2 separate regions of the Mus musculus genome follow, and region 1 is linked to region 2. A link is a contact called in ENCODE Hi-C or POLR2A ChIA-PET data. All regions are on one chromosome and are shown on one strand. Each heading gives the region's core, a stretch centred on a gene start or an enhancer-like site at or near the end of the contact. The rest is flanking DNA. Distances are from core to core; before and after follow the strand shown.

What was found. A loop is a pair of places that touch in the nucleus more often than their neighbours do. ChIA-PET counts read pairs that join two places held with the same protein, here RNA polymerase II (POLR2A).
Region 1: a map of heart shows a loop between it and region 2 (6-fold over the local background). The contact joins the promoter of Tnpo1 here to the promoter of Fcho2 in region 2. A Hi-C loop is called at or near these places in 3 of 37 maps with a recorded cell type or tissue (all heart). POLR2A ChIA-PET finds 5 or more read pairs at or near these places in 3 of 5 experiments (Patski and embryonic stem cell).

Annotation. Positions count from the first base shown.
Region 1 is chr13:98,923,014-98,929,015 of GRCm38, forward strand. It overlaps Tnpo1 (transportin 1), which reads right to left and starts at 3,371. Exons shown (of 24, transcript NM_178716.3): 1 at 3,238-3,371. The coding sequence starts at 3,252. It overlaps Gm52051, which reads left to right and starts at 1,399. Exons shown (of 2, transcript XR_003950643.1): 1 at 1,399-4,393.
Region 2 is chr13:98,813,523-98,819,552 of GRCm38, forward strand. Fcho2 (FCH domain only 2) reads right to left here and starts at 1,927. Exons shown (of 26, transcript NM_172591.3): 1 at 1,554-1,927. The coding sequence starts at 1,586. Gm34995 (a long non-coding RNA gene) reads left to right here and starts at 2,459. Exons shown (of 3, transcript XR_382806.4): 1 at 2,459-2,547. It also overlaps the pseudogene Gm18134.

The DNA of each region.
Region 1 (6,002 bases), core at 2,121-4,620, 110 kb after region 2:
CAGGAAGCTAGGACAAAGCTCAAGCCCACGGTGACACACCTACTCCAATAGGCCATACCTACTCCAACAGGAGCACACCTTCTACTAGTGCCACTCCCTGGTCCGAGCATACACAAACCATCACACTTGCCTTAAGCAAAAGTAACCAGACAATATGAATTCAGAAACGTGAATGATACCCAGCATCTCAAAGAAACATCTAAAGTGCAGCTAATTGTCTCATGCACAAAGATGTTCGGTGTAGTGATTATGTAACTACAAAAAACAATTAAAAACTCTTTAAGAGAAATTCACACAAACATTACACATTCATAAAAAAACAAACAATATCACTTATTAGCTTAAGAAAATGCAAGCAGAAAATTACTTATGCAATAAAATCTCAACTGTGTAAATATACACATTTGTAGAAAATACACTGAAGGGCTTAGATAAATTACTGTACCATCCTGAAATTGGCAATTTTAAGTTTATTTCTCATAGTTATAAAAAACACTGAAAACGATGATGACGAGAACATTAGTGATTTGTGGAGCATCGACTCCATGTGGGCCTGGTTCTGAGAGCTTCCTAAGTGAACTCAGTTCTCAGAACACAACCGAGATGATGTAACCTGTTTCACGTTACACTGACAATTACAAAGGGCCTGGCTTAGATTGCCCATCCACATGCAGGACAAGCCTACCTTGTATCATAACCTAAGCCATTAGAAGGACACCGATGATTCAAACCCCTCACACTGAGAGCCACCTGTCTCCTTTCTGTACTAAATTCAAATAGTTCCACTGCCACTGACTGCCTTTTAGAAATAAGATGTGAGCTGGGTGTGGTGGCGCACACCTTTAATCTCAGCACTTGGGAGGCAGAGGCAGGTGGGTTTCTGAGTTCGAGGCCAGCCTGGTCTACGGAGTGAGTTCCAGGACAGCCAAGACTACAGAGAAACCCTGTCTCAAAAAAAAAAAAAATTTTTTTTTTGAAGACAAATCTCCATCCTCGTTTCTTGTTTCATTTGTGCATGAAGATGCTTGAAAGCGAATACTCTACTCATCACACCAACTACAGTCCTTCTAAGAACAGTGCCTAGGATAGATGTGTCAGAACCACACAAAGGCTTTGAGAACCTCCCTTCCTAACCTCTACCTGACTAACCACAGTCCACCCACTCTCACAAACCTCTGTCCAACAGTGAATACACTCCTCTAACCTGCTAGAGCCTTACTAACACTAGCCAAGCAGGACCTCATCTTGTGAGAAGTTTCCTTTTGGAAGGTGCACTGTCCTCCGTGATTCTGAAATCACCAGTTACACTCTAGTTCAGCTCTCTCAATCTCTGCACGTAAGCATTTGGGGGGGGTGGGGAGGGCCAAATCTTTGGCATCTTATACCACATTCTTTTCTTTCTTTCCTGGTTTGTTTGTTTTTGGAGACAGAGTTTCTCAGTGGAGCCCTGGCTGTCCTGGAACTCAGAGATCTGCCTGCCTCTGCCTCCAAAGGCAGTCCGCATGCTGTCACCTTCCTCTCTTTCATTTATTCTGGTTACATTTACTTCATGTGGAACTTGACTTGGCTTCCTTAGAACCTGATTTCTTTTCAAAAAAAAAAGCTTGCCAATATGGCTAACAAACACAAGAAATTCCTCTAAATATAGCACATGTTCACATTTCAACACAATTTAAGAAAACTGAATGCACACAATCACTTTAACATAAGTAAAAAAAAATAGTCATAAAACAATGACTATAACAATTATTGATACTGGAAATAGTCACAGCTAGGATCTTTTTTTTTTTTAAGATAAAATTCTATCCTGTTGCTATTATATAATGGCAAAAAGGCACAGCTAGGATCTTTTTTTTTTTTTAAGATAAAATTCTATCCTGTTGCTATTATATAATGGCAAAAAGGCTTTTAGGAATGGAGGGAGAAATACAAAAATATTTTCTATAGGTCTTTCAGTGGGAGGAATTCAGTAATTTCTGGCCAGGGCAGGATGGAAAAGCACATGGCTAATGGAAGGCCGAGGCCCTCTTCAGAAAGGGAAGACGAACCACTCACAGTGCAGTAGGTGTACACGGACTCAAGTAAAAGCTGAATTGCCAAACCACTATTCACCCACACACGGCAAGTGTCAAGGAGTTTAAAATAAATCGGCCACCTCTAAAGTAGTATTTTTCCTTTGCACTTGCAAATTTCCACATAGACCAGCCATTCTCTAGAACCAGGACGGAGGGTTACAGGACAGTAACAAGGATCACTTCTCACCAACTACAAACCATCCACTTACTTCATTAGCACACTTTCTTACCACACTTAAGTGAAAGTTTCGATAGGGAAACTCAAAACCCAGCAGGTACTTTTGGTATCCTAAAGATGAACACGTCTGAGCGTGCACATTGCAGACAGACAGGTCAGTTCCAAATACTGATTTCACCGAATATTTTGCATTTAAGGAGCGTCTTCTCTTTAGGGGGGAAAAGCATTGCTTACGTACTCATTGAAGCCATCACTGTTTTTCGAACAGGACATACTAAGCTTCTTAATACAATCTCCCCAACTAGTGGACAGCCTCTGACTTCGTTTCTACAGTTAACAGCTGATTCGCGACTGGCGTAACAAAGTGAAACTGTAAACAATCCCTGCAAACCCCACGTGATTAAAAAAAATTAAGCCCCGCGAGATCATTTCTAAGAGGAAGAAAGCCTTTCTAAAGCCAGTTTGATTGTGGTGGCGGGTCTGTTCCTCGGCGGCCCTTCCCCGTGGCGTGGGCAGACAGAGGCAGACGTGCAAAACCCACAAACCTAAGCAAAACCCGTAGTTACAAACATTAAAATTATGTTCACAGGTCGCGAGGCCAGCAGGCCCTCGGGGGAGACGGATCAGCTGGCTGCAGAAACCGGAGTGTGCGAGGCTCCGGGACAAAGACCGGCGACCTCGGGCCCTCGCACCGTGCGGCCTGACGGGCATCGCAGCGGCTCGGCCCGCCAGCCTCCCGCCACCCCCAGGACCGACCTCCCGCTCCTGGGGCGCCGCCTGCCCTGTCCGGGACCCGCAGGGCGCCCGGGACCGCAGCTGTTGGGCTTAGAACCGCGCCGTCGCCGGCGGGCTCCAAACGGCCAGGCCCCGTCCGAGAGGGCGGACAGCGGAGCGCGGTCCCCTCGGCGCGGCGGCCGGTCGGAGCTCGCTCGGGCCGCTTCCCACCCGCCTCCGCCCTGGCCACGCACCCTCACGCCAACCTACCCGGTCCCACACCATCCCAGAGGCCTCCGGCGCTCGGGCCTTTCTGCCGAAGCGGCGCTGCCTCCCGTCCGGGGCCTGAAATGGCTGCGGAACAAAGAGAATCCGGGCTCCGGCGAGCGCCGGTCCGATTGGCCGGGGGGCGGAGCCCGGCGCGGGAATCTTCGGCGGCGGTCGCCTTGGCAACGGCGACGGGGCTGGGAAAACTGCGGCCTGGGCCTGCTGGCCTGCGTCGGGAAGGCGGGCGGGCGGGCGGCGCGCCCCAGCGGTTTTCACCAAGCGGGGTCCCGGGGTCGACGCCTCGGCCCCGTGCCCGCCTCACACCCCCTCGCGCCCACTGCAGCCCCCACAAGCCAGCCTGGGGCTCAGTCGCGGCCTCCGCTGCCCAGCCCGTTGAGTGTGAACGCCCAGATGCACGGCCCTTCCGGCGGCAGGTGACGTGCGTGCCCGGAGTGCACTCGTGTCCCCCCCGGGAGACCGCCGAGCCCAGAGCCCGGCGACACCCACCAGGCCGCTCGTCCCACAGTCGAACTGTTACAGCTTTCCTGGGACAAGGCAGAAGGGTGTGGGCGGACGGCGGCCCCCTTGATAACACAGGGGCTTCTGAAATGTGCTGATGTAGCACGAAACTACCATATAAAACCAAATGAAATGATTTAGAAAATTAGGTTTACATCTCTAGGTATGTTTCTACTATAAAGCTAGTTCCCTGAGCTTGGAGATAATAAGCTCTCCTCTCTCCTTATACAGCCACCACCAGAGAGGTACTGTAACTTCAAGCTGAAAGTGTTTTAAAATGGGAGAGGTAGGCACTTTTCAAGCCAGTTGCAATAATGGTAATGAAGAGAGGTGAATTGTTCTTCCCAGTGGTAGCACACGCTTTTAATCCCAGCACTTGGGAGGCAGAGTCAGGCAGACTTCTGAGTTCAAGGCCAGCCAGGGCTATACTGAGAAACCCGGTCTTGGAAGAATCGTTCTTCCCTGCCTGGTTATTTTTACACAAACTTACCACGTATGAGTATTTTAAATATGCACAGCAAGGTGGTCCTTTTTTCTGAGTGAGTGGCCAGCGAGAATTATCTTCACATCAGTGCTTTCAACTGCCTTAGTGTTACATACTTCTTGTTTAGGCAGTGATTGCTCTCCATACACTTTACAGGTAAAATTATTGTACCTAATTCTTGAAAAATGCTAAATATTTACAACTTATTTATTAAGAAGCTTAAAAATCTTCACTTGTAATACTTTTTAGTGTTACAATTAGCTTAACTCAAAGTTTGAGACTAAAAGATGGTTTTTATCATCAGAAAGCTGAAAATTGAAAGGGAAAATATTTAAAATTACTAAAATATGGCCAGGCATGGCAGCCCACACTTTTAGTCCCATCACTCCAGAGGCAGAGGCAGACAGATTGCTGAGTTCCAGGCCAGCCTGGCCTACACAGAGAAACTTTGTCTCTATCAAATAAAATAAACATTTTTAAATGTTGATTTAATAGAAGTTAGATAGAGTAGTGTTCTTGGAAAGGAATTTTCTAAGAAGGAATATGTCCTAAGAAAAACAATTTAATGTAAACCTTCCTCCAGAGCAGTTTGGTGAGTCTGCAAAAAAATTTACTGCAAGGAAAAATGTAAACAGGTCTTATTTTATACTTAAAAGCTTTCATTGTAGAGTAGAGACTTGTAAAAATCAGATGATTGTGTGATTGTGGTAACTGAATCTTACATTGCTGGAGATTTAAAAAATAAAATAGCATTAAAATCTATAAGATTAGGGGCTGGGAAAATGGTTCAGAGGGTAACAGCCTTTGTTTTTGCAGAGGACCTGGGTTTTAGTCTCCAACCATGAGGTAGCTCATAACCGTTCATAATTCCAGTTCCAGGGGTCCAATGCCCTGCTGACCTCCACAGACACTAGGCATTCCCATGATGTGCGTGGCAGCAAAGCACTCATACACATAAATAAAACTAAAGATGAGCAACTAAGGATTGTTGTAGGACCTACACCAAGCAATGAAGAAGAATTTACCTAAATACTACTTTGGGAATAAACAAAGCTAACTGGAAGGAGGAAGGATTGAATATTAATTAGTATATATAAAAGGATTTATTCCCTTGAATTCTTTTTAAAGAAAAACATTTTTTTTTTGGTATTTTATTTTTGGTACTTTTTGGTATTAAAGGTATGTGTTACCACCACCCCACATGAATTTTTCTTTAGGCAGGGCATGGTGGCGCACACCTTTAATCCCAGCACTTGGGAGGCAGAGGCAGGCGGATTTCTGAGTTCAAGGCCAGCCTGGTCTACAAAGTGAGTTCCAGGACAGCCAGGGCTACACAGAGAAATCCTGTCTCGAAAACAACAACAAAAAATTCTTGGTTATTAGATATTATAAAGTTGAGATGGGGCTGGAGAGATGACTCAGTGGTTAAGAGCACTGATTGCTCTTCCAGAGGACCTGAGTTCAATTCCCAGCAACCACATGGTGACTCACAACCATCTGTAATGGGATCCGAAGCCCTCTTCTGGTGTGTCTGAAGAGAGTGACAGTGTACTCACATACATAAAATAAATAAATCTTTTTTTAAAAATTGGGATGAGATAATCTAAGAATCTATTCTTTCATTGGATTGAAATGAGAATGTGACTATACAGAGATTCTGGGTAGAGATGCTTTAAATAAGTGATCTTTGACTCTGATCTTAAGCTAAAACTACTCTTACTCATCTTAAGGCTTATGACCATATGTGATTTAATTTTTCTTTTCT
Region 2 (6,030 bases), core at 677-3,176:
CAGTTTTCCAAAGAAAAATACTTAAAATGGGGAAAAAAATGTTTGACACCATTAGCCACAGAAAAATGCAAATCAAGAGCACAAGCTGCTACTTCATGTCCACCTCATAGTAACAAAAGATAGCAAGTGTTAGTGAGTGTACATCTACTCTGAGACACTGCAGAGCACGGTGCAATGCTGTAGCCACTCTGAGGAACAGTCTAGCAGTTGACTGAAAGAGTACTCCATCTGCTTCTTGGCCCTTTGGCTAACCATGTGCAAATATAGAGTTAAACACGTGATCCAGTAAATTCCATTCTACAAAGAAAAACACATGCTCTGACACACTTGTATAAAGTGTTCATTGCAATATTACTCATAATAAAAGAGACGTTGCGATGGGTACCAAATATCCATCACCAATGAATAGATAAGTAAAAAAGGGAATGGAATATTATTTGATCATAAAAAGGAATGAAATAGTAATATGTATTATCTCGTGGATTACCTTTGAAAATACTATGGTAAGTGAAATAGTCATCAGAGAGCCGGGTCCAGAAAGGACGGAACTGTAGAAGCAGATCGGTTGCCTAGGGACCGAGACAAGGGGCAAACTGGGAATGACTCCTAACCGGTAAGGGATTTTTTCTGAGGTTATGAAATTGTTCTAAAATTGACTGTGGTGATGTTTGCAAAAAAACAATGAGGAACTCTTCACAGTATACACTTTAAGTGCATGCATAAAACCGCTCTTTAAAAACACCACCGAGTACAGATGATTGCGAAAAGCGAATTAACATTCAAAACAAATAACCATGAACTGATTGTATTCAAGCCCGTGCTTGAGACTGAATTAAGAATCTCAGCTAGCAGTAGCTGGCATGACTGAAAGCTGACTCCTTTCAACACCTTACCTAAATGAAAGTGGTGCCGTATTTGCAACTGTCGGGCCACGAAAACCCAAGTTCGGCCAAGATACCTGAGTAAACACGTAACTTTCCTGTTCATGGCAGAAGCGTACTTGCCACGATCGGCTAACAGCAACTGCACGAAATCACACGGCGAGGAGACTAGAGGGGTGTGGGGAGCCCGAGGAAGGTCCACGAAACCCAACTTCCACGGGCTTTGTGAGCAGGCCTGAAGGCAAAGTCCTGGGCGCAGCCCCCACCAGCCCAGCCGCGCGGCCAAGAGGAAGTGCCGAGCCCGCTCGGCCCTGCACGGACTCTGCGTGGGGTCCCGGGCCTGCGCCGCGGGAAGCCGACCAGCCGGGTGCCCGGCTCCCCGCGCCGGACGCCGCGCACGCACGCCCCGTCGGCGCTTTGTCCCCGCCCGGCGCCGCCGGCCCTCTGGAGTCCCCGCCGAGACTCCCGGGCCGCGCTGCCAGCCCGGGCGCCGCGCGCAGTGGCCAACCCGGAGGAGGCGGGTGGCCGGAGAGCCGTGGCCCGCGGGAGCTCGGCCGGGCAACCCCGGGGCCGTGGACTCTCGCTCGGCCGCCCGAGGAGCCGCCGCCCGCCGCGCACGCAGGCCGCGGGGAGAAACCGAAGCCCGCGGCGTCCCCAACACCCTCCGCTCACCCAGAAATTCTCCACGAAATGCGCCATGACCATCTTGCCGCCGCCGCCGCCGCCGCCGCCGCCGCGCCGGGTTCCGCGTCCGCACCCGCCCGCCGCTGTGTAAACACGGACCGGCCCCTACGGCGCCCCCGCCTCTCGCCGCCGCCGCCTTCTTCCCAGAGACCGCCCGCGCCCTCTAGGGCGCATGCGCCACCTAGCGGCAGGCGCGGCCGCCGCCACCACGGGGCGAGAGCCTGACTGTCGCTCCCGAGTGCGCGTGCGCGCAGCCTGTCCGGGTCCGAGCGTTCGCAAGGAATGGTACAGAGCTTAGTCTGCGCGAGCCTCCGGGGCTGGCGGGAGTCGAGCTACCCGCAGGCCCGGGGGGCGGAGCTAATAGGGCCACGCCCCCTCGCGTCCAGCGTCCTGGCCTTCTAGGATCTCCAGCAGTCCCAGGTCCTGGCAGACTGGGACTAAGGAAACTTGGCAGCCGGCCACCCCAAGGAGACTGGGAAACCTTTGGTCAACAGGGAGCCTCTCCTTGACTGGGAAGTAAGATCCAAAACAAAACTGTCCAAGGCCGGAAAGGGAGGGAACGCCCAGTGTCGCCTGCAAGACTCAGGCAGTGCAGTCGGTCACAAGGGAGCCAGCCGGCCTGGACCGCCTGCCGAGAGCAGGCGTGACCCGAAACGCGACTCTTCCAGGCCTGTTCACAAAGCCCATGGTGGTAATCTTACCAGTTTGTACACCCAGGAGGAAAGGACACAAGTTTTAACATGCTTCGGCCTGATGGGGAAAAGAAATCCCTCGCCATGCCTTTCTTTCCAAAAGTTTAAAAAACTTTAGAGGTCCCAAGTTCATTAAGCTAAGTCAAAGATCTGCAAGTTGGAAGTCAAGCTCCAGAGATGATTTAGTGTAGTTTTAACTACAGTATGAACACCGCACGTCCTAAGATCGTTTTCAAACATGGACAATGTAGCACTTTCTTCAAAGGAAATTATTTGCCTCCCCAAACGATGTATGTAAACACTTTTCATGTATCTTTTATATAGTCGATAGCAAAAGATAACCAGACAAAGGTTGTGCCTTTATAAGAATATCTTTCAGAAATATTCACGTAAAGCTAAGACATCTAGCATCTGCTCAGGAGTATTTGGTGGAAGCAGGGCAGAAGACTAGGGTATAGGAGGAACAAGATTGGCCATACAAGTAGTTGAATGATGGAAAGATGCTATTTCCATATACTATTTTAAAAGGTCTATGTGTATGAGTGATTTGCCTGCATGTTAGGTATGAATTCCATGTGTGTGCCTAGTGCCCAATAAGACCAGAAGAGCGTGTGGGATCCTCTGAAACTGAAGATACAGAAAGTTGTGAATCACCATGTGGACTTTGGAATTGAATCAGGGTCCTCTCCAAGAGCATTAATACTCATAACCACTGAGCAATCTCTCCTTTGTTTGTTTGTTTTTGTTTTTCTTGTATATGTTAACTCTTCCATTTAAAATAAATATTTGCTTTTGTTTTGTAAACCATCAGCCCAGTTATGCTATCCTTGGTGCTTAAGATAGAAGAAAATTCTAACAAAAGGAGTAAGAAAGCTCACCCTGCAAAAGCGGCTGGTACTGGATTCCTAATATCACCAGGCTTAGTGCGAGAGAGGATCCCCGAGTTTCCTTTTTTTACTGAGACCCGCCAACATGGGCCGAGTTCACACCAAGACTGTGAAGAAGGCGGCCCAGGTCATCATCGAGAAGTACTACACACACCTGGGTAATGGCTTCCACAGTAACAAGCGCCTGTGGGAGGAGACCTCCATTATCCCCAGCTAGAAACTTCGGAACAAGATAGCTGGCTATGTGACCCATCTGATGAAGTAGATTCAGAGAGGTCCTATGAGAGGCATCTCTATCAAGCTGCAGAGCGAGAGAGAGAGAGAGAGAGAGAGAGAGAGAGAGAGAGGGAGAGGGAGAGGGAGAGGGAGAGGGAGAGGGAGAGGGAGAGGGAGAGGGAGAGGGAGAGGGAGAGGGAGAGGGAGAGAGAGAGAGAGAGAGGAGAATTATGTTCCTGAGGTCTCAGCCCTAGATCAAGAGATCACTGAGGTGGATCCTGACACCAAGGAGATGCCGAAGCTTCTGGACTTGGCAGTCTCTCTAACCTTCAGGTCACTCAGCCTACAGTTGCGATGAATTTCAAACACCAATTGGAGCTGTTGTAATAAACCTGAAAACAAAACAAAACAAAACAAAACAAACAAAAAAAAAGAAAGAAAGGATCCTGAAATTCTAGGCGTTAAATGACCATATCTCTGTGTGTGTCTATCTCTCTGTCTGTCTGTCTCTCTCTCTCTTACACACACACACACACACACACACACACACACACACTCACACACACTTCCTCTAAAAAGAAAAGCTACGGGCTGGAGAGATGGCTCAGTGGTTAAGAGCACTGACTGTTCTTCTAGAGGTCATGAATTCAATTCCCAGCAATTACATGGTGGCTCACAACCATCTGTAATGAGATCTGATGCCCTCTTCTGGTGTGTCTGAAGATAGCTACAATATAATCATATACATGAAATAAATAAATATATATTTTAAAAAGGGAAAGCTACACAGGTGACTCTGTTAATCATGATCTAATATTAAGCCCTGACCCCCTAACCATAAATCTCCTCTCCCATGACCAATGCTATTCAGGTCCCAACAAAACCCGTTAATATCTTTTCCTCTGTATCCTCGTGGTAAAAGGTAAACTGTGAATGGCAGTAAAAATCTGTTAGAGGAGGTGTGGAATGGCTGCCCCATCAGAAGCAGGCAGCTTTGGAGTTGAGGCAAATTTGAGGCACTGAAGTGCTTATTACAGAGGGAGGTTAACTTGTCAAGTCCTTCCACTCAGTTTCAATGCATTTGGTTCTTGAATAACAAAACATGTTTTCTCCCAGTAGTGTCAAACCCAGATTTGCCTTCTCTTAAGGTTCTAATTTGTGGTGACAACACTGGCCCTTTGGCAGAGTGTAGCTGCTACCCTGGCCACAGTTCTGTTGTCGGTCACATAGATAGCAAGGCTGTCTGCCATAAAGATAAATACTCCTTTGTGTGTTTCAGACGCTCAGGGGGTCCATTGTCTTGTAATTACCTGGCTTTTAAGTTGCAGAGCTTTATAAACAGTGATTAAGGTGACTGGATTTCAGACAAGATGGTATAATAGAAGAAGAATGTGGGTGGCATCAGTCACTGTCTGTCCTTAGGGGAGATGTTTCCTGGGATACAGAAGAGGGAAGGCCTTGAGCGGGGAGCCACTCACAGTATGATTGCTCCACACACTAAGCCTGACATGTCTAACAACAAACTACAGCTTCCTGTCACCGAATGCCAGCCCCCTGACAGGTACTTAGTTAATGTTTGGTGACTGGATGGGTCATTAAGCCTGTCATAAACATGTCAAGGTGGCTGAGTCCTTGGCTACGCAGTCACTCCATTCCTTTTACACATTCTTTAATCGATGCTAATCCCATAGTTCATGAAAATATGAAGTTCTGCCAGGCAGTGATGGCAAGCGCCTTTAATCTCACCACTTGAGAGGCAGAGGCAGGTGGATTTCTGAGTTTGAGCTCAGCCTGGTCTACAGACAGAGTTCCAGAACAGCCAGGGCTACACAGAGAAACCCTGTCTCAAATAAATAAATAAATACATACATACATACATACATACATACATACATACATACAATTTTTTAAAAATATGAAGTTCTGTGTGGCTGAACTTTTGACCTTAGTTTAAATGCTTTCAAAGCAATCCTGTTGGGTCTGAGCACCTTGTTGCAGAGTGCCAGCTTTAGTGAAACTAAGATGGAATGGAACAAAGGATTCAAGGTGGGCTTCATCTCTTTTGGGGATAGGGCTCAATGCTTGAGGCTCCCATTTTGAGATGTCCTCATCAGATTTGCCTTCCACTTGTTTCACTACACCTGCCATGAACATGCTGATTTCTGCGGAGAGGCTCTTGTTCCCCATTAAACTCTCACCCAAGCATAGACATTACAGCCCAAAGCATTCCTGTCTGTTAAATCATAACTTAATGAATGGTAGCAACTAATAGAAGGAAAATTTTACATAAAATGAGCTTACTTGGGCTTATAAAATATGGCTTACGTCCAAGTTCAAAGGCCTGATGCATTAGGCAATGGAACATGGCCACTTATGCATTCCTCAGTATGAATATGGCCTTCTGACCCAGCTTTATAGCTCAAAGCACATTAGTCAACATTTAGTTGCCAGGCCTATTTCCTCATAACTGCTAGTTTCGTTTCAGAGGAGTGGCTGTAAAGGAAGGCACATTTTCCTATTTGTTCTAGATGTAATTTTGTAAATGTATTTCACTAAGTCTTCAAATGAGAGCAGCCCAGAAGCTTGAGTAGACCTGTCCCTGCTATTTCCCTGTGGCAGGTGCTGTACTCCTGCTCAACAATAAACAGCAAGTGGGAAAAGAGCTAAGCC